2 separate regions of the Homo sapiens genome follow, and region 2 is linked to region 1. A link is an interaction called in ENCODE POLR2A ChIA-PET data of the cell type or tissue named here. Cell type or tissue: A673. All regions are shown on one strand. Links, peaks and the distances in the headings refer to the core of each region. The heading gives the core; the rest is flanking DNA.

The links. ChIA-PET counts read pairs that join two places held together with the same protein. Peaks named below come from ENCODE experiments on the same cell type or tissue, not always from the same donor. Only the 100,000 strongest peaks of a DNase experiment are listed, where the experiment ranks them.
Region 2: POLR2A ChIA-PET joins it to region 1 with 12 read pairs; 2 of 35 experiments call an interaction of 5 or more read pairs at or near these places.

Annotation. Positions count from the first base shown.
Region 1 is chr22:22,037,373-22,052,717 of GRCh38, forward strand. It overlaps the pseudogene PRAMENP, IGL and the pseudogene IGLV10-67. Among named protein-coding and RNA genes, the nearest start is that of TOP3B, 62 kb to the left of the region's middle. RefSeq lists an enhancer at 1-87. In A673, for the core only: no CTCF peak of the experiment used is centred there; no DNase peak of the experiment used is centred there; H3K27me3 peaks cover 429 bases.
Region 2 is chr22:22,403,276-22,418,620 of GRCh38, forward strand. It overlaps LOC101929255 (a long non-coding RNA gene), which reads right to left and starts at 5,922. Exons shown (of 3, transcript XR_938052.4): 1 at 4,950-5,922; 2 at 4,262-4,327; 3 at 1-173. It also overlaps IGL, the pseudogene IGLV1-41 and IGLV1-40. RefSeq lists a silencer at 1,541-1,600. In A673, for the core only: a CTCF peak has its summit at 6,220 (motif pointing right); no DNase peak of the experiment used is centred there; H3K27me3 peaks cover 6,499 bases.

The DNA of each region.
Region 1 (15,345 bases), core at 4,014-12,013:
CCCTGGGGAGGAAGCACCTGCTCCACCATGTGCACAGGCCTGTAAGCAAGAGTCCAACTTTGTTGAAATAGGAACCATTTGAGTTTGCTTCAGGCCTTGCTGACCTCAGAAGTTTCACATTGTCCCCTGGTGACCTCTTCACAATGATGTTAGTGGTGATGGAACAATGCAGGACAGAAGGCCTTCCTTACTTTCTTTCAACAAAAAAATGGTGTATTATCTAGCCTGACAGTACCCTAGCTGGAGACAGTGAAAATAATTTACATTTTAAACAAATAATGTTTGTTATTTTTTCAATCTCATGAGTGTAAGATAAAAGTAATCCTATCTCAATACCAAAACAAACAAACACGAAAAACCAGAATCTGAGGAGACTGAAGTGTGTTGATTGAGAGACAGTAAGAATAACTTAGTCCAGCTCCCCTGCCTGGCTGTGAAATCCAATGATCCAGTGTCCCACTCTACAGACAAACCTACAGGTTTTTCACCCAATGCAGACAGAAGACATGGTATTGAATTCATGAGTCCCCGCTGAGAGTCACAATAGGCTGGTGTGGCACAATGCATTATGGGAGGCACAGAATGAAGGGACAACATGTATTCAGTGGATTCTGCTCTCTTATCAGACTGAGTCACTGCACAGACTGCTCACAGGGTTTCTCCACTGCATTCTGCCTCACATAAATAAACACCAAGAGCCATAGGATATTAGTCAATTATATTTTCTCCTTCAGTGTCATACTTGAGATCTCTATCATATTTGAAATTGGACTCAGAGAGCTTCAATTATTTTGTTGCAATATATATTATCTTTACAAAAATTACCTAGACTACTGTGTTTCTGAAAAATAAATCTTACAATTTATTTTACTTCCATGATGGTATTAAACTTGAATGGTTAGCATATCAGCCAGTAGTGTGTCTGGGGCTGGACAACAGAGAGTGTTTGGGGTCCATTCCTGAAGGGTGTGTGTGTGCTCAGAGCTGGCATCATCCACCTATTCTGACTCCTGCCCTCTGCTAAGTCCTCACAGCTGTGAACTTCCAAACCCCTGGGACAACACAGCTCCACTCCTGCTCATTCCCCTGATCCCCAAAGGCACAGGGCCCTGATCCTGACCCAAACACAGAGTGGGATCAAAAAGCTGAGAGGTTGTCACTTGCATAGGTGGATTTTTTTCCTCAAAGAGTATAAAGAGAGGGAGAAAGATTGGGAGAAGCTCTGCGGTAGCTGTAGGCACAGAAGGCAGGAATCAGGCCAATCTCCACCATGGACTGGTCCCCTCTCCTCCTCATACTCCTCACTCACTGTACAGGTGACTAGACACAGGCCCAGGGGAGGAGCCCTGGGAAGCCCAAGGGACTCTGCTTTCTCATCTTGTCTCTAGAACAGTATCACCACTTCTGTGTCTCTTCCACTTCCAGGGTCCTGGGCCAAGTCTGTGCTGACTCAACCTCCATCAGTGGCAGGGGCCCCAAGATAGAGGGTCACTATCTCCTGCACTGGAAGTGCCACCAGCACTGGGGGTGGTTTTCATGTTAATGAGTACTAGCAGCTCCCAGGAATGGCTCCATAGCTCCTCATTTGTGAAAACAGCCATTGGCCTTCAGGGTTCTGTCCTGGTTCACAGGCTTCGCTGAGCATTTCTGGGCTCCAGTCTGGGGATAAGGCTGACTATTTTTCTTTATCTTGGCACACAAGCATTAATGCTCACACAGAACTGTAGGCCACCGGGGAAGGAAGACAAAGATATGCTGTCTTTCCAGTGACAGAGTTTCCCTGTGCAGCCCCCAACCCATTCACCAAATAAGTGCTTAACTGTGATTTTTTTTGGTGGACAAAATGTGGAGTATGAGAAGCACTGAAGCAAACATGGTCTAAATAATGTTTCCCAGTCCTCTCTCAATTCTACCCCCATATCCAACCCTTGGCAATAATAAATTGTCATACTGTCATATATTGAAATAAATATCTATATTAGTCCATTCTCACATTGCTATAAAGAACTACCTGAGACAGGGTAATTTATGAAGAAAGGCTCACAGTCTTTAATTGACTCACAGTTCTGCAGGCTGTACAGGAAGCATGAATTGGAGGCCTCAGGAAACTTACAATCATGGAGGAAGGACGAGGGGAGCAAGTACATCTTGATATGGCAGAGCAGGAGAGAGAGAGAAGGGGAAATACTACGCACTTTTAAACAACCAGAACTCACAAGAACTCACTCATGATAGTGAATCTTAAGAACAGCAAGAAAGAAATCTGCCCCCACGATCCAATCACCTCCTACCAGCCCCTCCTCAGCATGAGATTTGGGTGGGGACACAGAGCCAAGCCATATCAATTCCTCAATACCAGGGTCAGGCTTCCCTGGGAACCAAGTCCATCATGGATCAGGACAGGACCAGGAACACAGCACCCACTGTGTCTGACCAAAGAGCCTCAACTGCCAGACGTCTGTCCATCCACACCATTCAATTAGCACCTACTATGTGCCAGCCTTAGGTCTAGGGGCTCAAGAAACAGGGTGGACAAGACAGGAAGTGTCCCTGTCCTCATGGACCAGACACCATCTGGTGGAAGAGATGAGACAATTGAGTAATAATATCAATACAATAAGATGTCATCACTTAGTGAGGAGAGGAGAGGAGAGCTCAGTAATGGTGGTAGAGGAGCCATCAGAGGGTTGGACAAGGAAGACAGAGGATCTGAGCTAAGTTTGTGAAGAAAAGTCCAGATGCCTCAGACAAGATGGACAAGGAGGTGGGAAGCATGATGGCTGTGGGTCCAACTAGGGTCACTGGGGGAGACTGTTTATACCCAGCATATGTTTGTGGGGAGGAGGGACTGAAGCCTGGGTGAGGGGAGAGGGCTCAAGGCTGGCCTTAGGACATGGACAGGATGGTATTGAGTCACGCTGCAGAAGGAGCCTTCATGGGCAAGGGGGCTGGGGGAGGCCCTGAGCTCATTACTCCAACGGAAATATCAAACTGCCTGTTAGCCTTTGTCAAAGGTATCAAAGAGACTTTTTCATTCAAGATGGCAAGAGAGGAATCTCCCTCTTAGACTTCTTTGAGATATTCTTTCTTCATGACCGTTTCTTGCCCCTGGATGAATGCTCACATGGGAGCAAATTACCTCCTCAGTCCCAGGATTTCAATTTGCACACAATCCCCCCAGAATGATCGAGACCTGCCATCCCTGACCCACTGATCAGGAATTCTGGCCTTCAGGACAACTTGACCAGATCAGTCACACCATGTCCCCTGACACCATCGTGGTGACTGGGGTGAACTGTCAGACTGGTTTGGGTAATACATGTCCTGTCCCTGGAGTTGCAGAACCTGTTCAGAAAGATAATGGTGTGGATGGAGGGAGGCTAATTCCAGCCACATCAGAAAGCAAGAAAGACATGGAGACCACCCTTGAGCTGGCACAGCATCCTTGGGTCTCACATGTGTCTCTAGCGACTGGAAAAGGAACTCAGATTTAACTAATTCTATTTTCTCATCTGTCACTCTCCCTTTCACTACTGACTCCTGAAGCCCCAACAAAAGCAGCACTATGGGATTATGGTCATGGAATAGAGGCCTTGCTGCTGAACTTTTCTTTTTTATTCTAAAAAGTACAACACAGATAATGCATATTAACTAAAAATTATAAAAATGTATTTAAATGATGTGACAATGAATGTATAAGGGGTTAATAGGAGAAAATAATAAACAATGTTAAAAAATACAAAATACCAATACACTATAAGAGTTATACTATGTCATGGATTGTATAAATCAGTATTGTAAAGATGGCAGTGTCCTAGGATTAATCCATCAAATTAATATAAGTGTAATTAAAATTTCAGTAATATTTTAGGAAACTGCTTAACTTATTTTAAAACTCAAATTGAAAATTGAGATAAAAATTACCTAAGATTATTTACCAAAAATTTGTAATGGAAGTGATACCAGATATTGAGTTATTTGACCAAGCAATATTAGCTAAAATCATGCATGATTGAGATCTTGACATTTACATAATTCTCTTAAAAATTAGAGTAGATAGGACTGATGATTTTTTATGTGACCTTGGAAATATGGCTAACTCTGTTCATAAAATTAAGTAGAGTACCTAATTCATACTTTTATTAAAAAATCCAAACAGATTTAAAATATAATTTAGAAAAGAAAAAGTTTAAAAACTTTAGTTTGGAAAAATAGAAATATTATTTTTATTTCATATGAGAAAGTACTTCTTAAATAAACCCAAAAGTCAATTCATAAAAGAAAATTTGAAGTATTTGGTTGCAATTATTTGAAGCTTTTTTTTTCCCAAAGAGGACCACAGTTGGTAAAAAGAGAGAAGGATATGCAAGAGTGGAAAGACATTGGCAAGGACAAAGTATTGCTGTTTGCATCCAGAAGACAACTTTGAAATGAGCGAAGACAGAAAAAAAGGAAACCCAGTAAAAATGTTCAAAGGACACAAACAAGCCATTCACGGGTCTCAAAATGAGAGCAGATAAATGTGACATCAAAATATGTTAAATTCCACCAGAGACAAAGAGAAGGGAATAAGATCTTCAAGTAGAAATTGTGGAATGAGCCAAGCATGTCTGTGCATGGGGAGCTTTCCAGGCCTTGCAAAAAGCAAAGAGAGTAAGAAAAGAGCAAGAAGGGAGTGAGAAGCCCTTTTGTAGAGAAACCAAGAAAAGAAAGTTTAGAGTGTTAGAGCCTGGGCCAGAAAGATAAAAGAGAGAGAAGAGGTAGATAATGTGGGATTTGAGTGACCTTTGATTCCTGTGGGCATACTTCTGAGTAAGACATGAAGCCACTGAGGGTGGAAAGCTGTTAAATGATATTGCAAATTTAAATAAAAAAAAAAGATGCCAGTGAGGATGTGGGGAATCCCAAACTCTCACTCACAGCAGGTTGTAAAAACAAATTCAGCTATTTTGAGCAAAGTCCCTCAGCACGAAGATACCTTAAGAGGGTGAGCATCTGTCTTGCACCAAGTCCACTCTGTACAGAGACACAAGGAAATGTTTATGAGAAGGTCCTTACTAGGGGAAAAGTATAAAAAACAAGCTAGTTGTCAAACACAAGGGGAATTTATAACCTGCAGTTAGCTGATGGAATGCTAACTAGTTGGAAGTAATAAAATAAAAGTATTATTATGAGTTTCAAAGGCAATAAATATATAAATAAAATTAAAAAGCCAAGAGCTAAAGAAATAAATTATTTTAAAATATGAACATGCACTATAATTTTTTTTAAGTTTATACCATGAGCTATTTGAAAGTTAGACTGGAAGCACATTATATACACTTATGTAAGAGCCTCTGAAAAAGATGGAAACACATACGAAGGTTAAAAGATAATTTAAAACAATAGAGAGTTATTTCAGTAGCTGAAGATATGAGTGCCAATAAAATGAATGCGATTCAACCCTGTGAGCATTGCTTTCATAAAAAAATTAAAACAGAAAATGAATATTAATAGATGACTTAAGTGAAATCACAATGTATGTGGTGATACAGCTGAAAGACAAACGTTTTGTTAGTAAGAAGGGCATCGCTAAGCCTGATGAGTGCTTTGTTTAGAATTCCCAGCTACCCTGGATTCCTCTCCAACCTCATGAACAGCTTCAGAAAAGAGGATCAGGACAACCGATGCTCCTCTCATTGAAATGCCCGGATGTGGCAGAGAGGCAGGAAATATTTTGGGTCTGAGGACAGTGAGGATCATCACTGAGATGATCCTGCCCAAATGAAAACCACTCAGGGCCTCCAAGGGAGTTCAGCCATCAGCTCACTGGACTAGGTTTGGGATGCAACACTGACCTGCCCCGACCCAGAGTCATAATGAGCCAGGCCACCTCCACCCACTGGGTCAGCTCATCTCCTCTTTATCTTTTCTCCTTCTGACCTGTGAGTACCCAGATCAGGGTGGACAAGTAAGAGACACATAGCAAGGTCTTATGTGAATACAGTGACTCTACCTTACGACGTTTTTGGGAGATACAAAGGTACTTAGAGGAGCTCAGTTTCCAAAGCAGTGCTCCAGGAAGCTGGAAATCTGCACTATGCTCTGGGCTCCTCTCCTCCATCTCCACCCTCACTATTCAGGTGAGAAAGAACCTTATGTCGGGGGATCCACACCCAGCTCTGCTCCATACCCCCTCACTCTCTGGCTCACTGGGTTGTAAACCTGCTCTCATGGCCCTCTCTGTCCCCCTGCAGTGTCTGTGGCCCAGGCAGGGCAGACTCAGCAGCTCTCTGTATCCAAGGGCTTGGGATAGACAACCACACTCACCTGCACTGGGGACAGCAACAATGTTGGCAAAGATGGAGCTGTCTGGCCGCAGCAGCACCAGGGCCATGCCCCCAAACACCTGATCAACAGGAAAAACAGCCAACTCTCAGGGATCTCAGAGAGATTCCCTGGCTCCCGGTTAGGAACATGGCATCTCTGACCATCTCTGGCCTCCAGACCAAGGACAAGCCTGCCTATTACTGCTCAGCCTGGGACAGCAGCCTCAGTGCTCACACAGCGCCTCAGGGGAAGTGAGACGAAAACTCAGGAGCTCCCCTAGCTTCACTCGGTATGCGGGGGCGTCATAGAGCACTGTTTAAACTAAACCAAAAATGACAAGGGCTGGTTTCCACGTGACAAAGTGTGTGCTATTCAAAACTATTAAAAATAATATCATAAGTTAAAATAACTAAATCTGCAGTATTAATGAATATTTATAGGAAACATTGTTGTGAATATATTTGTGGCTAGATACTTACATGAACATACACATGCATTAATCAGTAGTAAAAATGAATGCAAGGGTAAACTAAGGAAATATTTATTTTCCCAGATTTTCCTTCTCTTTTATTTGGAGATGCTGGACTAAATGCTCAGAGGTTCCGGTGGTCTGCCTTTGAGTGTGTGTTCAGCAGGGTCACCTCAAGCTTATCCCACCTTCTTATGACCTGGGCCCATGCCTGTCCTCTCATTAGAATCCCCTTTCCCTCTGTCACAGAGCTCTCTTTATTCCTTCTACAGACCCAGACTTGTTCCTCACACTTAGTTGAGGCTTCCTGGGCCCCACGTCCCTGTTTGCCCCCAACACCCACACAAGACAATGATCCCATGTGTGTGCTCTTGTTGTGCCCTTTCCTTATCCTCTGACATACCTCAGGCAGTATCTGGAAAGAACAAATGAAGTGGGAGCGTTAGCTTGTAGTTGAAAATGATTTTTGATATTTTGGGGAAAATATCTGGTTTAAAGATAGTTTTCCATCGAGATAAAAATGCATGTGTGACAGCACCACATTTCTAATGGCGGACCAAAGCCCCCCACATCTTTGCCCCCCACATGGCTCCAGGGACATTGACTTGTTAATATACAACCCAGGAGAGAGCACTGTGTCCTATGCAACTGCAATGCAGAGGCAGGTTTCTGCCCGCTCCTCCAATGAAGTGAGTAGCAACCCCAACCCCATCTTCACCCATCATTTAGATGACCCCCATACAACCACAACATAGAAACACATTGATCAAAGGGCCTTTTTCTCTTTGCAGAGACCCCTATTTGTTTATTTGGCATGTGAGATTTTAGACTTTTACCAACAATTAAAATATACTTTATTAGAAAAGTTACACTTCTTAAGAAACTCTGATTCTTACTGTGAAGTTAATACCTAATGCATCCTATAAGCATAGTAAGTGGAAAATTGTTCTGTAAGGAGAAGATTAATCAATGAAATAAAATACAAGTATTTGAGAGCAATCTAATAGGTAAAAGATTAGAGGACATAATTGTGAATGCCAGGTGCAATATAAAGGAAATGTGGGCCGGGCATGGTGGCTCAACCCTGTAATCCCAGCACTTTGGGAGGCCGAGGTGGGCGGATCACCTGAGGTCAGGAGCTCGACACCAGCCTGGCCAACATGGAGAAACCCCATCTCTACTAAATATACAAAAATTAGCCAGGTGTGGTGGTGCATGCTTGTAGTCCCAGCTACTCAGGAGGCTAAGGGAGGAGAATCACTTGAACCCAGGAGGCGGAGGTTGCAGTGAGCCAAGATCACACTATTGCACTTTGGCCTGGGTGACAGAGTGAGGCTCAGCCTAAAATAAAATAAAATAAAATAAAACAAAGGAAATGTGAATACCTAGAGTTGATTAAATTGTGGCCCCTCACCTTCAACACTCGAAAAGCTCAGAGTGGGTAGAAAAGCTTGTTGAGTTATCTTCTGATGTCATTGACAAGATAAATCAGGGACAATAGAAGGAATATGTGGAAAGAGGTGCCAGAGGCTAGAGGGGAAAGTGTGAAGTAGCCAGCAGAGAGGAGCCTGCTGGCTGACTACTTGTGTTAGTAGTAGCAGGTGGTGTTGACGCCATCTCCCAGGGGAAAACCCTGGGAAACAGGAAAGCTAAAAGCAGGCTCACCATCCTCATCCCTAACAGAACCACTGAAGTGAGCACACCAGAGTGTGGGGTTCCCTCCCGGCTCTTCAGATGACATTGTTATTTGGCACCAAGCTGATGTTAGTATGTTCTTTATAAATATATATTGCACAAAGAATTGCATAAAACCTTCAATAATTTAATGAGGACTTTCTCACTTAAAAAGGTTTTTATGTCTCTTCTGTGGCCCCCATAGGTAGCCGGGGATCCCTCACTGCATTTCAGTCTGACAACTCATCACATGGACAGAGTCCACCGTGTGTGACTGTGTGTCTGTGATAATAGGTGGCAAAGCTTCACTGTCATAGCCGCACCTGCTTCATTGCCTGGTGCTTGCCTTTCTGAAATAGGAAAATAAACTCTTACCAATGTGTCATAATTAGGTTCTATTTAAAATCTCCTACCAAAGTTAAGAGCAGCCTGCACAACTGGTCCACAAAATGAGAAACCTCCAATTTATTTGGACTCTTTTCTCTACCCTACCCAGTGATCCAACTGGTCACCAGCCATGTGGATTCTCTCTCCAAAACGCTTTTAAATTCAACTCTCCTGTTTACTTTCCATTCTCATGTCTTATGTCAAATATTCATGTCACTTACCTAGTTCTGATCAGTTCTCTGGCTCCATGGACAGCTCCCCCAACTCTGCCTCCCTGACCGTCTCTGGGCTGCGGATTGGAGATGAGGCTGACTTCTCCTGTCAGTCTCATGATGAAAGCTACAATCTCACAGTGCTGCAGGCCCATTGGGCAGTGACAGGAAAACTCCCCAGAGCGCCCTCACCCTGAGTCTGCCATCAGCCTCTCCCCACCAGCATGGGTTGCTTTTTCCTGTCCCCTGTTTGAATGTTTGAATTCAAATTTTCTGTTTATGTGTCTCTCTATTTTCTTTCCAAAATACACAACTTTTTCTTTCTTGTCTTCATGGATGGTTTTTCTGGTCCCTGTGAAATTACTTTATGAAGAATATTTAGTTTAAAACATGGCTTCTGAACATTGTCATTTTAACATTGTGCACTGGGTCATTCATTGTGTGAGGGGGGCTGTTCTGTTCATGGTTGGACATTTATAAGATTATTGGGACTCACACATCAGATGCCTATAGCACCCTAATTCCCAAATTCTAACAAACAAGCAAAAAATGTAGACATTGCAAAATATCCTAGGGAGACAGCACTGCAGAATCACCCTTGTCTGAGAACCACTGGATTAAAAGGACATGGTTTCACGTATTGGGCAGCCTTTTGTGTTGAACCCTCCTTATCCCATTCCACTGAATATAAGGCTACATGCATTATATCTCGATAGTTCCAAATTTCCTCTTAAACAAATGTGTGGGATACAACTCCAAAGGTTATGTTGACAGATGAATAATCCTCTGAACACCATTAGTTCAGAAAACCTGCTACCCAATGTACAGCATCTCTTGCTGACCAGAGTGTGGAGTGAAACATTTGACCAAACTGTGTGCATAATTGCTAATTCAAATTTTTAGGTAAAACACCTAAAACATAACACATTCTTCTCTACTTATCCTCTTAGGGGTTGCTTTTCAAGCATGGTGTACAAAATTATGACAAGGCCTCGTATGTGTGGAGTTTACATTTTAGAATGGGTAGACGACAGTAGACAAGAGCAGCCTCAGAACTGAGCAGTCAGTGAAGTCCTTTTTTTAGCCCTAGCGCTGGATGCAAATTTTACCAGCTGCCATTTGTGTTTTTGGGCTTGCTCCACCCAGTACAGTCCCCATGAACTGCATGTTGATATGTATATTTCAAAGTTAATTAATTAAAACTAAATAAACTTTAAAAAATATTCCTCAGCCACACCAGCTTCATTTCACCTGCCTCCTGGACTCATGCTCTCCATCCATGGCTCTCATGCTGGAGAGTTCAGACACAGGGCATCTCCACCATGGCATAAAGTTCTACTGCAGAGCACAGTCTGTGACAATCTATTTAACACTTCCTTAGGCCAGTTTCTTCATTACCTGTAATGGGGATATAGTAACACTCAAGTTCTCTTCACAGTCTGGAACACTATTCTCTGTGGGAGTATTACCTCGGCCCCTTCTTCCTACAGAACGGAGGAGTGATAATGTAACTAGTATTGGCCAATAAGATGAACAGAAATGAGAGGTGTAATTTCTGAGCAGTAGATGTAAGATTAGCCTGTGCTTTGTCAAGTTCTATCATCTCTGACGTAACACCCACAGTGTTCTCACAGAATTCTCTCAACCATCCTGCATCCTGGGATGAAGGTGAAGTGAACTGAAGCCCCAAGCATTTCAATCAGAGATGGGAATGGTGGAGGAGTGAGAAATATACATTCGTTGTGAGTCACCAAGATTTCTGTCAATTTCTCACTGCATCCAAGCCTAGCCAGTACTGAGTGCTATGGAAATTATAAGTGAATGTGGGGAGCCACAATGACAAAATTAACATCTATCTATAAATATATATAATATATATTAATTACATTATATCATATACTAATATTAATATATAATAAATATATAATATATAACACTTACATATTATATAAGTATATAATATATAACACTTACATATTATATAAGTATATAATATACAATAATTAATCTATATTACATATAATATATTAATATAAATATATATACATAATTTGATTTGATGCAATACTGTGAACATTTAGTAGACTACGGAGATTGCATGATGTTTCATTTTATTCATTGGCAAATATTTAATTAAGCTGTCACCATAATAAACATTAAAACACACAGAATTGACAAAATAATTCTCCTGAGCTGTGGATATACAAGTTAGACAACTGATTAGAAGCATAGGTTCACTCCTGTGCCATTTGTGGAATTTTTACAACTTATTTACTTTAAGTGATGATTTTAAGCATAATTGGTTTTTGTTCTTGCTTTTTATTTATTCAAGCAGAAGAAAGACACAAGAATGATAACCCACATACATACAGAGTAGTAGAATGGCAAGAGCTAATTATTCTCAAACACAAATTCTTAAAGATAAATGTAAAATATTTGAATTAAACATTTTGCTATCCAAAAAAAGGTATGCCGTTTTTTTCCTGAGTACTCCAGGGCAGGAAAGTATATTCATCAATCCCCCTGGTGTCCGCTTTCTTAACACATTGTTCATATTGGTATATATTTTTTTCTTATTACTTAACTTACTCATCCTATATATTGTGTTTCCTAAATATATTTCAAATTCATTCTCAGCCTTGTGATTTCCCTCGCCCTCATTATGTCCCATGTCCTGCTGGGGCTCCCCCATACCACCCCTCTCCTCATCTGTAATGCCCCCTCCCAGTTCCTGCCCTCCTGGGAACTGCTGTGCTCTTTTCTGCCCTGAGCCTTGTTACCTCCTTCTTGTACTACCTATTTGTCTCAGTGAGCTCCTCTTCCATTCTTCAAAGGCTCCAGAGCCCTAGAGAAGAGCATCATCTCAAAAAATTTCCCAAGAAGCTGCAAGTAATGAGAGTGTCTAAGACCACTCTTTCTGCTTTATGGCAATTTTATATTTAACGTGGTATTGAGTCTTGCTGAATTTTCAGTCTGAAGTCATAATGTGCTCAAATATACAAATTCCAGAGACACAGAGCAGAATGGTGGCTGCCAGGAGCTGAGGGGAGGAGGAAATGGGGAGTTGCTGGTCAACAGGTGTAAAGTTTTAGTTATGCAAGAATATGTTATAAAGATGTGCTGTGCAACACTTATCTAAATATTAATTATTAATCAAACAAAAAATTCAAAATTATTAACACACATTTCCCCCTGGGTTTACTGGACAGATGATTTTATATTTGTCTCTGCTAAGTAGACTAAGGTGTAAGGATTTGGCACGAAAGTTGTAAACCACAAACCCAGCCAAAAACAAAATATTCTTTATACAGTTTTTCAATAAATAAAATTAATTTAATATTGCTAGTTTAATAAAATAGCTGTGTCTTCTAAGTTATAGATAAATTTTGCATATTTTTCACTTTAAGGATCTTACTTAGGTAAACAACTGCATATACCAACTACTAATATTACTAAGAAAAAATGATTTAGAGAAATAAAAATAATTTTCTTGTGTCTCAGTTTTCACATATAATCTAAATAAATTTTTAAGTAACTAAATTAGATGAATATAAATGAAGTAAACACTTCTATCTAAACTTTTTGTATAATTTAAAATCTTAAAAAATAAATTAAATAATAGGTACTCTTAAAAAAGTGTAGGTCATTTAAAATTAAAAATATATATTTTGGATATAGTTATAAAAATATTAAAATAGTTCTCATGTATAAAAGATGAATTTATGAGAGACAATTCAAAGTTTCTTACATCCTAGGTTTTGAGTAAAAATTATTGTTAAAATAATTAAAAATTCTAATTAATATATAATTCAATATATAAAATAAGACAAAAATAAAAATACTAAATATATGTTTTTAAGTTAAAAAAGCAAAGTCATAAAATATATGCTTTATTAAAATAATTTTGCCAAGTTAAGATGTTATATAATGGTTACTTATAAAGCAATATAAAATAAATTAGAGAGATATAAAATATTATAAATATAGATATCTTTTTGTAAAAAACATTAGAACATAATTTTATATTGAACAATCTTATATAATTTTTGTCCTAAAATAAGATGATTTACTATTTTAAGAAGACAAATCAAAATGTCCCAACAAGTCTTAGTCTATGTAAATTATAATAAAATACATTTGGGAATTATGTCCCAACATATCTTACTCTATGTAAATTATAGTAAAATACATTTGGGAATTATTTAATAAAATTAAGTATAATTAACAGGACTATAATTTTAAAAATTATGTCTTCCTAAATATTAAACTTTAATATTGAAAATACACAAATACAAAACTGAATATTTTGATTTTCTATGTCCAAACACAGTTTTCTTAATATTAATTTACTCTAAATAAAAGAGTTAAACATTGATTTTTAATTTTAACATCTATTTCTCTTTAAAACTTCTCAAAATTACACTTCAAAAGTTCAAATTTTGTTAATATTTTCACACATAATTTACAGACTTTTATTGTCATACCTTTCAAAAAAATGTAATTTTTTTACTTCACTGGGACAATAACTCTTTTCTTTAACCTTTTTTTAAATTATTATACTTTAAGTTTTAGGGTACATGTGCACAACGTGCAGGTTTGTTACATAGGTATACATGTGCTATGTTGGTTTGCTGCACCCATCAATTCCTCATTTATATTAGGTATTTCTCCTAATGCTATCTCTCCCCCAGCCCCCCACCCCCAAACAAGCCCTGGTGTGTGATGTTCCCTGCCCTGTGTCCATGTGTTCTCCTTGTTCAACTCCCACTTATGAGTGAGAACATGCGGTGTTTGGTTTTCTGTCCTTGTGACAGTTTGCTTAGAATGATGGCTTCCAGCTTCATCCATGTCACTACAAAGGACATGAACTCATCCTTTTTTATGGCTGCATAGTATTCCATGGTGCATATATGCCACATTTTCTTAATCCAGTCTATCAGTGATGGACATTTGGGTTGGTTCCAAGTCTTTGCTATTGTGAATAGTGCCATAATAAACACACACGTGCATGTGTCTTTATAGTAGCATGATTCATAATCCTTTGGGTACATACCCAGTAATGGGATGGCTGAGTCAAATGGTATTTCTAGTTCTAGATCCTTGAGGAATCACCACACTGTCTTCCACAATGGTTGAACTAGTTTACAGTCCCACCAACAGTGTAAAAGCGTTCCTATTTCTCCACATCCTCTCCAGCATCTGTTGTTTCCTAACTTTTTAATGATCAACATTCTAACTGGTGTGAAATGGTATCTCATTGTGGTTTTGATTTGTATTTATCTGATGACCAGTGATGATGAGCATTTTTTCATGTCTGTTGGCTGCATAAATGTCTTATTTTGAGAAGTGTTTGTTCATATCTTTTACCCACTTTTCAATGGGGTTGTTTGCTTTTTCTTGTAAATTTGTTTAAGTTCTTTGTAGATTCTGGATATTAGCCCTTTGTCAGGTGGGTAGATTGCAAAGATTTTCTCCCATTCTGTAGGTTGCCTGTTCACTCTGATAATAGCTTCTTTTGCTGTGCAGAAGCTCTTTAGTTTAATTAGATCCCACTTGTCAATTTTGGCTTTTGTTGCCATTGCTTTTGGTATTTTAGTCATGAAGTCTTTGCCCATGCCAATGTCCTGAATGGTATTGCCTAGGTTTTCTTCTAGGGTTTTTTATGGTGTTAGGTCTTTTTTTTTTTTTTTTCTTTGAGACAGAGTCTCGCTCTGTAGCCCAGGCTGGAGTACAGTGGCGTGATCTCGGCTCACTGCAAGCTCCGCCTCCCGGGTTCCTGCATTCTCTTGCCTCAGCCTCCCAAGTAGCTGGGACTACAGGCACCTGCCACTGCGCCCGGCTAATTTTTTTTTGTATTTTTAAATAGAGACGTGGTTTCACCGTGTTACCCAGGATGGTCTCGATCTCCTGACCTTGTGATCTGCCCGCCTCGGCCTCCCAAAGTGCTGGGATTACAGGCGTGAGCCACCGTGCCCGGCCATGGTGTTAGGTCTTCATTCAAGTCTTTAATCCATCTTGAGTTAATTTTTGTATACTGTGTAAGGAAGACATCCAGTTTCAGCTTTCTACATATGGCTAGCCAGTTTTCCCAGCACCATTTATTAAAGGGGGAATCCTTTCCTCATTGCTTTTTTTAGTCAGGTTTGTCAAAAATCAGATGATTGTAGATGCGTGGTGTTATTTCTGAGGCCTCTGTTCTGTTCCATTCGTCTATATATATGTTTTGGTACCAGTACCATGCTGTTTTGGTTACTGTAGACTTGTAGTATAGTTTGAAGTCAGGTAGCATGATGC
Region 2 (15,345 bases), core at 4,680-12,679, 370 kb after region 1:
GAAGTTTTAACTCTTCCATCTTCAAATACTGAGCATATTTGCTTGTTTTGCTCTTTAGCAAAACACTGCAAAGTCATTTGCCAGGATCCCCCGCAGATTGGCATTCAGTGATGGAGAACAGACTCCTAGGTGAGATCCCTGGTCACAGGATCCCGATGACTATGACTGCAAGTCTGGAAAAGAAGAGACAGAACAAAGATTTACCAGCATAACCCTCTGAGAATGTGCCCCAGGCATCCCGGAGGGAAGAGCTCCCTATCGACCCAGGACTGCAGAATCCACAGAGGAAGGAGAGCTCTGGCCACCAGGGAGCAGCCACACGAGAGGAGAGGACCCAGTGCCCCCACAGGTGAGGAAATGAGTCCATGGGGCTGGTCACTGCTCTCGATTTCATTCTGACATAAGAGGACTTTGTGTAGTCACCACCTGAGTCCTATACAGTGAACAGCCAAGGAGACATGGACAGATTCACCCCTGAGGAACCCAGTAGAATGTGAAGTCTGCCCTGAGCTCACGAAAAAAATGACTCAGGGGGCTGCCTGGCCTGGCCCTGATGGAGGGGGCCATGGACAGAACAACGGGGAGTGAGGGGTGTCTCTGAGAGGCTCTGGTCACCTTGTTATACAATGGTGGTGTACATGACCAAAATGGACACCAGGGGATGCCTGCGTACCATTACTGAGAAGACTGGGTGTGATGAGAGCAGGACCAGCGCCACCTGTCCTGCTTGGTGCCCTATGCTTAGGGCTTACAGATGTCAACTCTGCACCCCCTGGGACCACATAGCCCCACCCCTGGCACTCTCTGACATCCTCAGGCAGAGGAGCCTGACCCAGGGCCCAAGGTGGGATCAGAAAGCTGGAGGGTCTGATTTGCATGGATGGACCCTCCTTCTCTCAGAGTATAAAGAGGGGCAGGGAGAGACTTGGGGAAGCTCTGCTTCAGCTGTGAGCACAGAAGGCAGGACTCGGGACAATCTTCATCATGACCTGCTCCCCTCTCCTCCTCACCCTTCTCATTCACTGCACAGGTGCCCAGACACAGGGTCAGGGGAGGGGTCCAGGAAGCCCATGAGGCCCTGCTTTCTCCTTCTCTCTCTAGACCAAGAATCACCGTGTCTGTGTCTCTCCTGCTTCCACGGTCCTGGGCCCAGTCTGTGTTGACGCAGCCGCCTTCAGTGTCTGCGGCCCCAGGACAGAAGGTCACCATCTCCTGCTCTGGAAGCAGCTCCGACATGGGGAATTATGCGGTATCCTGGTACCAGCAGCTCCCAGGAACAGCCCCCAAACTCCTCATCTATGAAAATAATAAGCGACCCTCAGGGATTCCTGACCGATTCTCTGGCTCCAAGTCTGGCACCTCAGCCACCCTGGGCATCACTGGCCTCTGGCCTGAGGACTAGGCCGATTATTACTGCTTAGCATGGGATACCAGCCTGAGAGCTTGCACAGTGCTCCAGGCCAATGGGGAACTGAGACAAGAACCCTCTTCCTCCTCCGCCAGGAGGGTGAGTGCCTGCAGCTGCTGCTCACACCTGACCTGTAGCTTCTGCTGCTGTAGCTTCCCCCATGGGCCTCGGGGCATCCAGGGCCTTGCCTAGGAGTGGAGGCTCCACCACTTTTGTCCTCAGAGTCAGGAACAGGGACCCCAGGAGACAGAATATCCTGCTCCTCAGCTTGGGACACAGGGTCTCTGCACTGAAATCGTGGGCTGAGGTGGCAGGTCCAACTGTGTCTTCACAGTCCTTCCTGTGCCTGCCCATGGTGTGGGGACGGAGTGAGGAAGTGTGGGCCATTGAGCTTCACTAGAGGCCTGAGGGAGCAGAGGTGCTCCCGAAGACCTGGACTCCTTCCGTCACCCTCCTCCCATCACTCTCCTCACTGTAGCTGTGGCCAGGTGAGGGCTCAGGGCTACTTGAGGACCTTGCTCAACCCAGGGCCTCCATCCCAGGCATTGTTTCCAAACTCTGTAAGGGCTGTCTCTGAATCTGTAGAAACATTTATTTCTATGTGCCCAGGACTGGGTTAGAGGGCACCAACCCCACCCCTTGCAAACTGCTCATCACCTCTCAGTGAAACAATGAGGAGAAGAAAGAGTTAGAAATCAGAAGCCTCCCCAAGGCTCCCCTCTCTCCTCTCAACCAGCCTCCCCTTGGCTTCCTCCTTCCACAGAAATAAAGAGGAGGCAGCCACAGAAGGCAAGGGAAGGTCCAGGCATTATACCAGGCAGTGGAGCCAGCCAGTCCCCCCAGATGGTGGAGGGAGGTGGTGGAGGTGTCTGGGACCAGAAAATAGTGAGGACCCTCTTACTAAAGTGAGGAGGGGTGGCATAAACTGAGGCTCAGATGGTGGACCAGATCTCCTGAGCCATCTACTCATTTCTTCTTGAGTTTCAGTTTCAGTAAGAATAGGATAAAAAAAAAGTCTGAAGAGGTTCCTTTCCTCAGATAAGAATTCGTAGAGGATTATTGCCCACTCAGGCATTGAGGGGAGGCTGAGCCTCCCTCTCAGGCCAATAGAACTGGGGGCTTTCATGGGAATTTGATTGTACTGAAGCTCCCAGACTCTGACATCTAAGACTTATGCTCTCGTAGCAGAGCCCAGCACTGATACCAAAATGGATAAAGGCTGATTGATAAGCCTGGAATATCCTAGCTGACACCGACTTGTGGAAAAGAGAATCAAGTTAGAATATTGATGTGATAAGGTGGCATCGCACAGTGAGGAGAGGAGAGCTTGTGTGGGGGAGGGTAGAGGAGCCATTAGAGGGTTGGACAAAGAGGACACAGAATCTGAGGTAAGTTTGTGAGGAAAACTCCAGATGCTTCAGAGAAGATGGACAAGGAGGTAGGCAGTATGAAGGCCATGGGACCAGCTCTAGTCACCGGGAGTGAGTGGTGAGATTCAGCACCAGTGTCTGGGGAGGAGGTACTGAAGCCTGGGTGAGGGGAGATGCTCAAGGCTGGCCTTAGGACCTGAGTGGGGCACAGTGATCACACTGCTGGGGGGTCCTTCAAGTGCAAGGGGGCTGCAGGAAGGCTCGAGCTCATTGTCACAATGAAAACTTAGACAACAGCTCCCCAGACTTGTTCAAAGGTGTCACAGGACTTTTTCCTCTCCACATGGCAACGGGGAGAGGAAAACTTATCTCTGAGATATATAAGATGTTTGTTCTCCATAACCTCTCCTGTCCCCTGGCTGAATTCCTATTTGGAAACAAAATGACTCTCCAGTTTTACATATGACATCCTCACTAAAAAAAAAGTTCCAGAATGAGAAAGATCTGCCCTCCCTGACCCACTGGTGAGGAATCTCAGCCTTCAGGACAACCAGACGAAATCGTTCATGCCATCTCCCATGACAGCATCATGGGGACCAGGGAGCATATCTTATGGGTTTGGGCCACACACTGCCTGTCCCAAACATTGCAGCTGGGGACACTTATATGCTGAACTCATGGCTGGGAGATCTGGGGTCTAGACATGACAGGAAGAGGAAAAAGACCAGGAGCTCTGCCTAAGTAGCCCCAGTGTGTGAATCACTCTACCCTCCACCCTCAACTTCAGTTCGTGATGGGTGTTGTCTTGCGAAAACTGACAGCTGGGCTGGGACACAGGCAAGAGAGACTCTGACCCACAAATCTCCATCGTGGGCTCTCTGGCCTTTCTGATATTCTTTTTGCACATCAATTCTGGGCCAAGACACATCCATGCTCATCAAGAAGGCATTGATAGGAGAATCAGGTAGCCTCCAGAGAGACAGGAAGCAGATAAACACCCTCATGTTGGCCTCCTAAGCTCAGAGGAGAAAAAAAAGGGAAAGAAGTTCAAGAAGCCACACTAGAAGCCACTGATCACCATCACCTCGGCACCTGTCCTCCATCTGCCCCTCTTTCAAGTAAGGACCAGACTCAGGGGACAGCACCTGCACCTCCCTTTCTGTCCATGCACTGTGTAGGGAGCCTCCTTCTGCTCTCATCTCAAGGCGACTGCTCCGCCAGGTCAGCCGTGTCACTGCTGAGAGTCTTACCTCAGTCCTGGTCACAGGGTCTTGGATCAGCAGCAACCTGGCTTTGATTCAGCTGTGACCCTGCCCCTTCAGGACACAAAGCCGATGATTAAAGCCTAACTGAACTCTCCTAGATTTCTCAAACCTTAGATTCTCCTTCTCTGTGTCCCTCTAGAAAGTGCCACCTCTACCAAATAATTTCATGTTATTTCCTCAGGTCTAGAGCTATTTGATTACCAAAATTCTATACTCACTCTTCTGCTCTCATTCCTTGTCATGGTCCATTTTCCACTCAGGAGCTAATGATGCCAACCCTGTATCTACAGGCCATTGTCACAAAAAAAAAAAGAAATGAGAGGGTTCCTTAGATAAATACAGGGTTAGCAAAGAAAAGTTTCATTACCCCTTAGGAATTACTCCAAGATCTAAGAAAATTAATTCCAGAGCTTCAAGAGTTTACTCCTCAGAAACAACAGCATGAATACATTAGGTAGTGAATGTTCTTGGTCTTCTCAATGAATAACCTCTGAAAGGTTCAGAGTATACGTTTCAAAAAGATAAGTGCATAACTTTCACAAAAATGTAATCTTAACTTATGTCATCAATTTTAATTGGTATATATATTTCTGGAAAAAAAAGCAGTATGATGGTAAAAGAAATGTAAAAAAGCCTTTGTAAAACCCAGTGCTTACAGTCCACCAGGATAGCACCTGTGAAGCAAATTTTCTTTGCTGAAGATACACCGCCTTTTAGAATAATAGCAAGATAGTTTGAATTTGTCTTCTTCTCTCACAACAATCTAAAAATTAACATGATCCCATTTATATGAAATATCTAGAAATATATCTGTACATGTGGACATTCCCATCGCACACCTCCCATCCAGGCTGTCCTAAAGTGGCATCTCCTCTTCTTCTGCTCATGTTCTCCCCCTCTCCTCACCTCTCCTGCTGACACGTGGCTCCTCCCTGCCTTCCTCTCCAGTAGCCCCAGCAGATCAGGCCCAACCAGTCAACAAGCTCCTGGACTTGGGGAACAAAAGTACATCTTCTTGGATTTCTGAGGACTTGCCCTGCCAGGGTGTCTTTCTCAATCCAATCTCTCCTTCCCGGCAGTCCACTTCTCCTAGATCCTGTAATTTATCTAATCTTATTCATCTGTATCTACTTCGTGGACTTCCTTACATCTTCACCTGAACACCAGGAATCTTCAGGTCATGCCCATATGCCCTTGGTTCTCCTGTAGTCCCTTCTTCCTTCTTCCCCTGTGATGCCACCAAGTCGAAGTCTCTTCTCAGACCCTGGAGTGCAGCAGGGACTTCTCTGGTCTCTGCCCCAGGGATTAAGGGGGTGGAAGAGTGGACTCCTGTGCCCTTCCTATGCCTGTGTTTTCATCAGGGTTAGCTGCAAAAGGTAGGGATTAGGCTGTCTAGGTAGGGATTATGGCATTAGGTAGGGATTATGGCATTTCCAGAGCTGAGCTCTATGCCCAGCAAAAGATACGTGCTCAGCAACTACTTGACAGAGACCTACCTCTTATCACATGGGACACATTATACTGGACCCAGGATGGGGCTGAACTGGGAGAGGTAGCTGTGGACCTGCTCCTCGCTCTGCCCTCACCCTAAGAGCTGATGGGGCATCCACCAGGAAGAGCATTCCTGGGCAGGGAGAGGGCCATGAGCAGCCTTGTCCTGTATGTGAGACACAGCTCAGCCCGGTCACAAGATCCAGATGACTATGACTGCAATTCAGGGGAAGTAGAGAATGAAGATTGACCAGAATAACCCTCTGGGAATGTGCCCTGGGCCTCCTAGAGGGAAGAGCTTCCCTTCTATTCAGCGCTGCAGGATCCACAGAGGAAGGAGAGCCCTGGCCACCAGGGAGGAGCCACATGAGAGGACCCGGTGTCCCCACAAATGGGAACGTGAGTCCATGAAAGTCGGTCCCTGCTCTGGGTTTGATTGTGACCTATGAGGACATTGTGTAGTCACCACCTGAGTCCTCTACAATAAACAGTGAGAGCGCCACGGACAGATTCACTCCCGAGGAGCCCAGTAAAGTGGGAGGACTGAGGTCACAGGGAGAAGACACAGGCACCACCTGGCCTGGCCCTGACAGGGGGCAGTGGACAGAACAGTGCGGAGGCAGTGGGGTCTCTAGAGGCTCTGGTCACCTTGTCATACCATGGTTTGTCTCGGTCTGGACACTAGAGGGCACTTGGGGATCATTCCTGAGAAGACTGAGGTTGATCAGAGCAGAACCAGCCACCTGTCCTGCCTAGTGTCCTCTGCTCAGGGCTCACAGCTGCGTCCTTTACACCCGTGGGACCACACAGCCCCACCCCTGCCACCCCCTGACATCCTCAGGCATAGGGACCTGACCCAGGGCCCAGGGTGGGATTAGAAAGCTGGGGGTCTGATTTGCATGGATGGACCCTCCCACTCTCAGAGTATGAAGAGGGGCAGGGAGAGATTTGGGGAGGCTCTGCTTCAGCTGTGGGCACAAGAGGCAGCACTCAGGACAATCTCCAGCATGGCCTGGTCTCCTCTCCTCCTCACTCTCCTCGCTCACTGCACAGGTGACTGGATACAGGTCCAGGGGAGGGGCCCTGGGAAGCCTATGGATTCTTGCTTTCTCCTGTTGTCTCTAGAAGCCGAATAATGATGCCTGTGTCTCTCCCACTTCCAGGGTCCTGGGCCCAGTCTGTGCTGACGCAGCCGCCCTCAGTGTCTGGGGCCCCAGGGCAGAGGGTCACCATCTCCTGCACTGGGAGCAGCTCCAACATCGGGGCAGGTTATGATGTACACTGGTACCAGCAGCTTCCAGGAACAGCCCCCAAACTCCTCATCTATGGTAACAGCAATCGGCCCTCAGGGGTCCCTGACCGATTCTCTGGCTCCAAGTCTGGCACCTCAGCCTCCCTGGCCATCACTGGGCTCCAGGCTGAGGATGAGGCTGATTATTACTGCCAGTCCTATGACAGCAGCCTGAGTGGTTCCACAGTGCTCCAGGCCCGGGGGGAACTGAGACAAGAACCCACTTCCTCCTCTGCCAGGAGGGTGAGCCCCGGCAGCTGCTGCTCAGGCCTGGCCTGTGGCTTCTGCGGCTGCTGCTTCCCTCATGGTCCCAGGGGCATCCAGGGCCCTGCCTGGGAGTGGAGGCTCCTCCTCCCCTTCTGTCCTCAGAGTCAGGAACAGGGAATCCAGGAAGCAGAATATCCCTCTCCCTTAACTTGGGACACAAAGTCTCTACACTGAAGTTCTGGACTCAGGTGGCAGATCCAGTTGTGTCACCTCAGACCCACCTCTGATAGGGAACCCATGTATTCATTATTCTCCTTTCCCCAATTCCAGGAGTTTCCGGAGTGGTGTCTTCCTCTCCCTGCTCCTCAATGTGAGTCCCTGTGTTTCTTTTCTCCCAGGCCTATTCTTTTTTTTTTTTTTTAACAAAACTCCTTTCATGAAGGAAAAATGCACACCTAATAAACCAGCTGAATTTATAGCATTAAATTCGGCCCATTTTGGCATTTTTCTGGATCTTTGAAAATATCACCACCACTGAGCTATGCAACCTCTGACTAACCCCAGCAGCCCTTCATGATGCTTTGTCATCTCCTTCACTCCCCGAATGCCCTCCTGGGCAGCCAGGAATCTGCCTTTGCCACTACTGTATGGTTTCCATTTTCTGAAACTTACTAGTGTTATCAAACACTATCTTCCCATTTGTTCGAGCTTCTTTCACTCTGCACACTTCTTTTCAGATTCTCCCTGCTGTTGCTGAATTGCATCCCATTCTACAGAGGGCTCATTACAACCTTTGAGGGTCTAGGACATTCTCTTCTGATTCTATTTATTTACTTATTTATTTTAAAGTTTGAATTCATTGTCCATCAAATCAAACTCTACGGGTGATGTTCATCTAAGGTGACAGGAGTCAGTGAGGGCTTCTCAGGATTCTTGCTTCTTCATCTCTTCCCTCTAATTCTTTCTATAATGGGAGAATTTCTTATCTTTTTAAAGTTTTTCTATTTATTATTTTATGTTGGCTTTTAAGGTTTTTAGTGTTTTTTAAAATTTTTTTATTTCAATAGGTTTTTGGGAAACAGATGTTGTTTTGTTACATAAATAAGTTTGTTAGTGGTGATTTCTGGGATTTTGGTGCACTCATCACCCAAGCAGGGAACACTGTACCCAATGTGTAGTCTTTTATCCCTCACCCCATCCCACCCTTTCTCCTGAGTCCCCAAAGTCCGTTGTATCATTCTTATGCCTTTGTGTCCTCATAGCTTAGCTCCCATTTATGAGTGAAAACATATGATGTTTGCCCTTTTATTCCTGAGTGAATTCACTTATAATGATAGTCTCCATTCCATCCGGGTTTCTGTTAATGCCATTATTTCATTCCTTTTTAAGGCTGAGTAGCAGTCTACATATATATATATATATATATATATATATATATACCACATTTGCTTCATCCACTCATTGATTGATGGGCATTTGGGTTGGTTCTATGTTTTTGCAATTGCAAATTGTGCTGCTATAAACATGAGTGTTCAAGTAATTTTTTCATGTAATGACTTCTTTTCCTCTTGGTAGATACCTAGTAGTGAGATTGCTGGATCAAATGGTAGATCCAGTTCTTTAATGAATCTCCACACTCTTTTCCATAGTGGTTGTACTAGTTTACATTCCCACCAACAGTGTAAAAGGGTTCCCTTTTCACCACATCCATGCCAGCATCAATTATTTTAATTTTTTTATTATGCCCATTCTTGAGGGAGTAAGGTGGTATTGCATTGTGACTTTGATTTTCATTTCTCTAATCGTTAGTGATCTTGAGCATTTTGCCATATGCTTGTTAGCCATTTGTATATCTTCTTTTGAGAATTGTCTATTCATGTCTTTAGCCCACTTTTTGATGAGATTGTTTGTTTTTTTCTTGCTGATTAGTTTGAGTTCTTTGTAGATTCTGGATATTAATACTTTATTAGATGTATAGATTGGGAAGATTTTCTTTCACTCTGTGGGTTGTCAGTTAACTCTGCTGACTGTTTATTTTGCTGTGCAGAGGCTATTTCATTTAATTCAGTCCCATCTATTTATCTTCGTTTTTAATGCATTTCATTTTGGATTCTTGGTTATAAAGTCTTTGCTTAAGCCAATTTCTTCTAGAATTTCTAAGGTTTCATGTCTTAGATTTAAGTCTTTGACCAATCTTGTGTTAGTTTTGTATAAGATGAGAGATGAAGATCCATTTTCATTCTTCTACGTGTGACTTGCCTATTATCTCAGCACCATTTGTTGAATAGCGTCTCCTTTTCCCACTTTATGTTTTTGTTTGCTTTGTCAAAGATCAGTTAACTCTAAGTATTTTGCTTCATTTCTGCATTCTCTATTCTGTTACATCGGTCTATGTGCCTATTTTTATACCAGTACCATGCTGTTTTGGTCATTATGGCTTTATAGCATAGTTTGAAGTCAGGTAATGTGATGCTTCCAGATTTGTTATTTTTGTGTAGACTTGTTTTGGCTACCGGGGCTCTTTCTTGGTTTCATATGAATTTTAGTTCTATGAAGTTCTGTGAAGAATGATGGTGGTATTTTGATGGAAATTGTATTAAACTTGTAGATTGTTTTGGCAGTATGGTCATTTTCACAATATTCATTCTATACATCCATGAGCATAAAATGTATTTCCATTTGTGTCATCTGTGACTTCTTTCAGCAGTGTTTTGCAGCTTTCCTGGTAGAGGTCTTTCACTTTCTTGGTTAGGTATATTTCTAAGTATTTTAGTTTTTTGGCAGCTATTGTAAAAGGGGTTGAGTTCTTGCTTTGATTCTCAGCTTGGTTGCTGTCGTTGTATAGCACTGCTACTGATTTGTGTCCTTTAATTTTGTATCCTAAAACTTGCTGAATACTTTCACTAGTGCTAGAAGCATTTGGGGTGAGTCTTCAGGGTTTTCTATGTATACAATCATATTATCAGCAAACAGTGACAGTTTGACTTCCTCCTTATCAGTTTGGATATCCCTGATTTCTTTCTCTTGTCTGATTGCTCTGGCTAAGACTTCCAGTACTACGTTGAATAGAAGTGGTGAAAGTGGGCATCCTTTTGTTGTTCCATTTCTCAGGGGAAATGCTTTTAACTTTTCCCCATTGAGTATAATGTTGGCTGTGGGTTTGCCATAGATGGCTTTTGTTGCCATAAGGTATGGTCCCTTCTATGCTGATTTTGCCAAGTTTGAATCATAAAGGATGCTGGATTTCGTTAGATGCCTTTTCTGCATCTATTAAGATAATCATGTGATTTTGTGTTTTAATTCTGTTTATATGGTGTATCACATTTATCAACTTGTGGATGTTAAACCATCTCTGCATTTCTGGTATAAAAGCAATTTGATCATGGTAGATTATCTTTAAGACAGCTGTTGGATTTGGGTAGCTAGTATTTTGTTGAGGATTTTTGCATCTAGATTCATCAGAAATATTGGTCTGTAGTTTATTTTTGTTATGTCCTCCCTGGTTTTGGTATCAGAATGATACTGTCTTCACAGAATGATTTAGAAAGGATTCCCATTTTCTCTATGCTGTTGAATAGAGTCAGAAGGATTGGTACCAGTTCTTCTTTGAATATCTAATAGAATTCAGCTGTGAATCCATCTGGTCCTGGATTTTTTGTTGTTTGCAATTTTTTTTATTACCATTTCAATCTAGCTGCTTGTTATTGGTCTGTTCAGAGTTTCTACATCTTCCTGGTTTAACCTAGTAGTGTTGTATATTTCCAGGAGTTCATCCATCTCCTTTAAGATTTCTAGTTTATGTACATAAAAGAGTTCATAGTAGCCTTTAATGATCTTTTGTATTTCTGTGGTATCAATAGTAATATCTCCCGTTTCATTTCTAATTGAGCTTATGTGGGTCTTCTCTCTTCTTTTCTTGGTTAATCTCGTTAATGGTCTGCCAATTTTATTTATCTTTTCAAAGAACCAGCTTTTTGTTTCATTTATCTTTTGTATTTTTTTTTGTTTTGACTTCATTTAGTTCTGCTCTGATCTTCATTATTTCTTTTCTTTTCCTGGGTTTGGGTTTGGATTGTTGTGGTTTCTCCAGTTCTGTGAGGGGTGACCTTAGATTTTCTACTTGTGCTCTTTCAGACTTTTTGATGTAGGTATTTAATGCTATAAACTGTCCTTTAAGCACCACTTTTGCTGTATCCCAGAGCTTTTGACAGGTTGCATTAAGATTTAGAACAATTGCAATCTTACTATCAATCAACAGCTTTTTAATTCCTGAGGATGTGACCTCATTTAATCCTGACAATAGCTTTATTATTGCTTTTCAGGCAGTAGACCGTGATTGAAGAGGTAATGCTTTGTGGCCTGGAGGTAAGGTTCTAAAATTTATCAAATATTAAATTGGTGCACAAGTAATTGCAGGTTTTACAAATAAAAGTAATGGCAAAACCCACAAGGACTTGTGCACCAATGTGATATAAACACTGGAGGTCAGTTAAATTTGAATTCAGTAAAAACAATGATAAAGAATCTGTATGTGTATCACCCACACAGTATTGTTCAATTGTAATACAAACAACTGGGTGCCCTGCATTTTATCGGGAAACTCCACACAGGGTTCGCAGCTTGAAAGAGGCAGAGCTGTGGCAGGCCTGCCCTTCCTGATGCCAGGTCTAGGTGCTTAACGTCAAAGACAGAGCTTCTCTAAGAGAGCTACCCTCAAGTGAACATGTCAGTTGGCACTAAATACATGTGATATGATCCCCAGTCAATGATCCCCACTCACTTCCCTAATTCTTTCTATTATCCTTTAAGTTTGCAGACTCAGGGCCTCCCCAGAAATTGCTGCAGCCTGAGTTCTGGACCTGGGACCGCATGTCCTGTCACAACCAGATGCAAAAGGGCTCTTTAGTCCCTACACAGAATGGCTTCAGCCAGGAGAGCATAAATAACATGTAAGATTAGAAGAGCTCAGAGGGGCTCTCCTTCTGTCCCATGACAGATGAAACTTCAGGGCTCTGATGCTTGTCAGGGAATCTCCTTCAGTGAGGCCAAGATCCCAGGACTTTACTAAAATTAGCAGAGTGGACCAGACAGGCATGTCATGGTACAGGAATTGTGTTCAGAACAATAAGTGCAGATGCATCTTAACAAGGGCCTTCACGTTCTATCTTTGGTGAAAAAGGAAATAGACAAAGGCATGGAGAAACTGAAGGACTCAATGGGTCTGGGACTGAGGTAGCGCTGAGTGCTTTGGGCTTGTCCTGGAGCAGTCTGCAGATGATAACAGCTGGGAAGTCCACCCCTGCTGTGACCTTGTTTCATCTGCCCACTGGATCAGTGGCTGTGTCCTCACAGGAAAGCTGGCTGTAGCCAGACTGGCCTTCTCCATCCCACCTGGGAAATGTATTCAGATGACTCTCTGGGGTGAGGTTCTACTAAGGGCTTGGGAGTTATGAGGAGGGGGCTGATTTGCATGAAAGAACCATTTCACCCCCTTTCCTTCATCTAAAACCCATTAATAGAAACTTCAGGGCCATTCATAGAAGTCCAGCTGGTCTCCTACATTTGTGGGGCATAAAGGATCAATGCCTGATGAATGCCTGATCAATCTAAAGGAAGAGGGGCTATCAGCAGGTAGTGGTCAGAGTGAGAAAGGAACTGACTTTTTTGAGAGATTCATCAACACAGCCACCAACTCTGGGACAAATGGGGTGACTCTCTGTAACTGTCACCCCAAATTACCCACAGGACACTGAGCCAGTCCCCTCATTCTATTGCTTCTGGTTCTAGTCCATTCCCCTATTGTCCCTAAACACGTTGCCCATGTCTGAGTCCAGGGTGGCAGGGATACCTCCATCCCAGTCAACATCTACAGAGGGCCTCTTCTGTTCCCCTCTCACCTCATGCAGGTTACTACTGTTGTGGGTCTGGTGGAGTGGCCCCTGGAGAACACAAGGTATCCCTTCCTCTGGAAAGCCAGGCATGTAATAGACATGGTATGGGTTGATGTAGAGCAGAGTGGCTCATCCAGATGCAAAGCAGTAAGACCTTGGCTACAGAAAATTATTTCACAAAATTCCACACCCTTTCATGACAAAAACACTCGATGAACTATAAATAGAAGGAAACTACCTCAACATAGTAAAGACCATCTATGAAACTCCCATAGTTTACATCACATAAAATCTGAACAACCAGAGACATTTTCTGTAATATCAGGAACAAACCAAGGATGCATACTTTCACATCTTCAATTCCAAATATTATTGGAAGACCTAGGCAGAGCATTTAGCCTAGAAAAAGAAATAAACAGAATAAAAACTAGAAATAAAAGTATAAAATTATCTCTGTTTTCAGATGACATAATGTCATATGTAGAACGCCATTAAAAGACCCAGAAAATAATTCTGAAAGAATGATTAAGTGAATTTGGTAATGTTTCAGGATACAAAATCACCACTTAAGAACATCTCATGGCTAGGCATGGTGGCTGACGCCTATAATCCCAACACTAGGGAGGCTGAGGTGGGAGAATTGCTTGGGGTCAACAGTTCAAGAACAGCATGAGCAACAAAGCAAGAACCTGTCTCTACCAAAAATAAAAAAATAAAAAGGAAGGAAAGTCACTTGTATTTCTATACTTAACCAAACAGGACACCACCCAAAATGAAATTAAGAAAACAATTCAAGAGGACCCACAGACCCTCTGAAGGAAGGGGACTGCACCCGCAGGACCCGGGAGACACCGCAAATACTGTGAGTGCCTCAACTGCGGAAGTGGGAAAAGGAGACCCTCCTCTCCCAAACACACACCCCTACTGAAGAATGTGAAAGTCTGTTAGCAGGAGAAGTTCTCAACTTTACCTGGAACGGAGTTAAGTTAGACAGCCAAGCTCAGTGAAATACACAGGTGTAGGAGGTAGCGGGGAGGCCCTGGGAACTTGCTGAATCCCCAAGCAACCCATTCCTTTCTGGCACCACAGGAATACATCAGGAAGGAGGACAGACAAGCAGCGGGTAAAACTCCACGGGAAGAAGGACTTCCCTAGCTGAACTTTGCAACAATTCGAATCGGGTGAGAGGCCTCCTGGCTCTAGTATCCATGGCACTAGTATCCATGGCTGAGAGGCCCATGGATAGTTCACATCACAGGACTCTGTGCAGAAACCCCCAGTACCAGCCCAGAGCCGGGTAGACTTGCTGGGTGGCTAGACCCAGAAGAGAAACAAAAATCACTGCAGTTCAGCTCGCAGGAAGACATCCACAGGAAAAGGGGGAGAGTGCTACATCAAGGGAACACCCCATGGAACAAAAAAAATCTTACCAGCCTTTAGCCCTAGACCTCTCCTCTGACAGAGCCTACCAAAATGAGAAATAACTTGGGGGGAAGAGTGGGAGAGGGGCGAGGAGTAAAAGACAACAAACATGGTACAGTGTATACTGCTCAGGTGATGGCTGCACCGGGATCTCACAAATCACCCCTAAAGAACTTACTCATGTAACCAAACACCATCTTCCCAATAACTTACAGAAAAAAAAAAAAGAATATTATAACAATGGAATCATATATTATGCAGCCTTTCAGCATTGGCTTTTTTCACGGAGCACAATTTCCTTGAGATATATCTGAGTTGCGTTGTATCAATTATATAGTTTGTTTCTTTTTATTGCTGAGTAATGTTTCATGGTACGGTTGTATCAAGCTTGTTTAACCATTCGCCAGTTGAGGAACATGTGGATTATTTCCAGTTTATTTTTTTGGCTATTAGGAATAAAACTACTATGAACATTCTTATACATTAAAAAAAAAAGAAAACAATTCAAATTTCGTCATTAGAATGAGTAAAATGCGGCTGGCACGGTATCTGGTGCCCATAATCCCAGCACTTTGGGAGGCTGAGACGGGGGATCATCTGAGGTCAGGAGTTGTTAGAGACCAGCCTGGCCAATATGGTGAAACCCTGTCTCTACTAAAAAAAGATTAAAAAAAATTAGCTGGGTGGGTGGCACACTCAGTGATTGCAGCTACTCATGAGGCTGAGGCACAATAATCACTTGAACCCAGGAGACAGAGTTTGCAGTGAGAGGAGATGGTGCCACTGCACTCTAACCTAGGTGACACAGTGAGACTCTGTCCCAAATAAATAAATAAATGTAAAATACTTAAGAATAAACTTAAGAAGGTAAAACACTTGCACATTGAAAACAATAAAACATTGCTAAAAGAAATTGAAGAATACACAAATAAATGGAAAGACGTTTTTGATTATGTATTGGAAAACTCAATATTGTTAAGATACCAGTAGAAACCAAAAT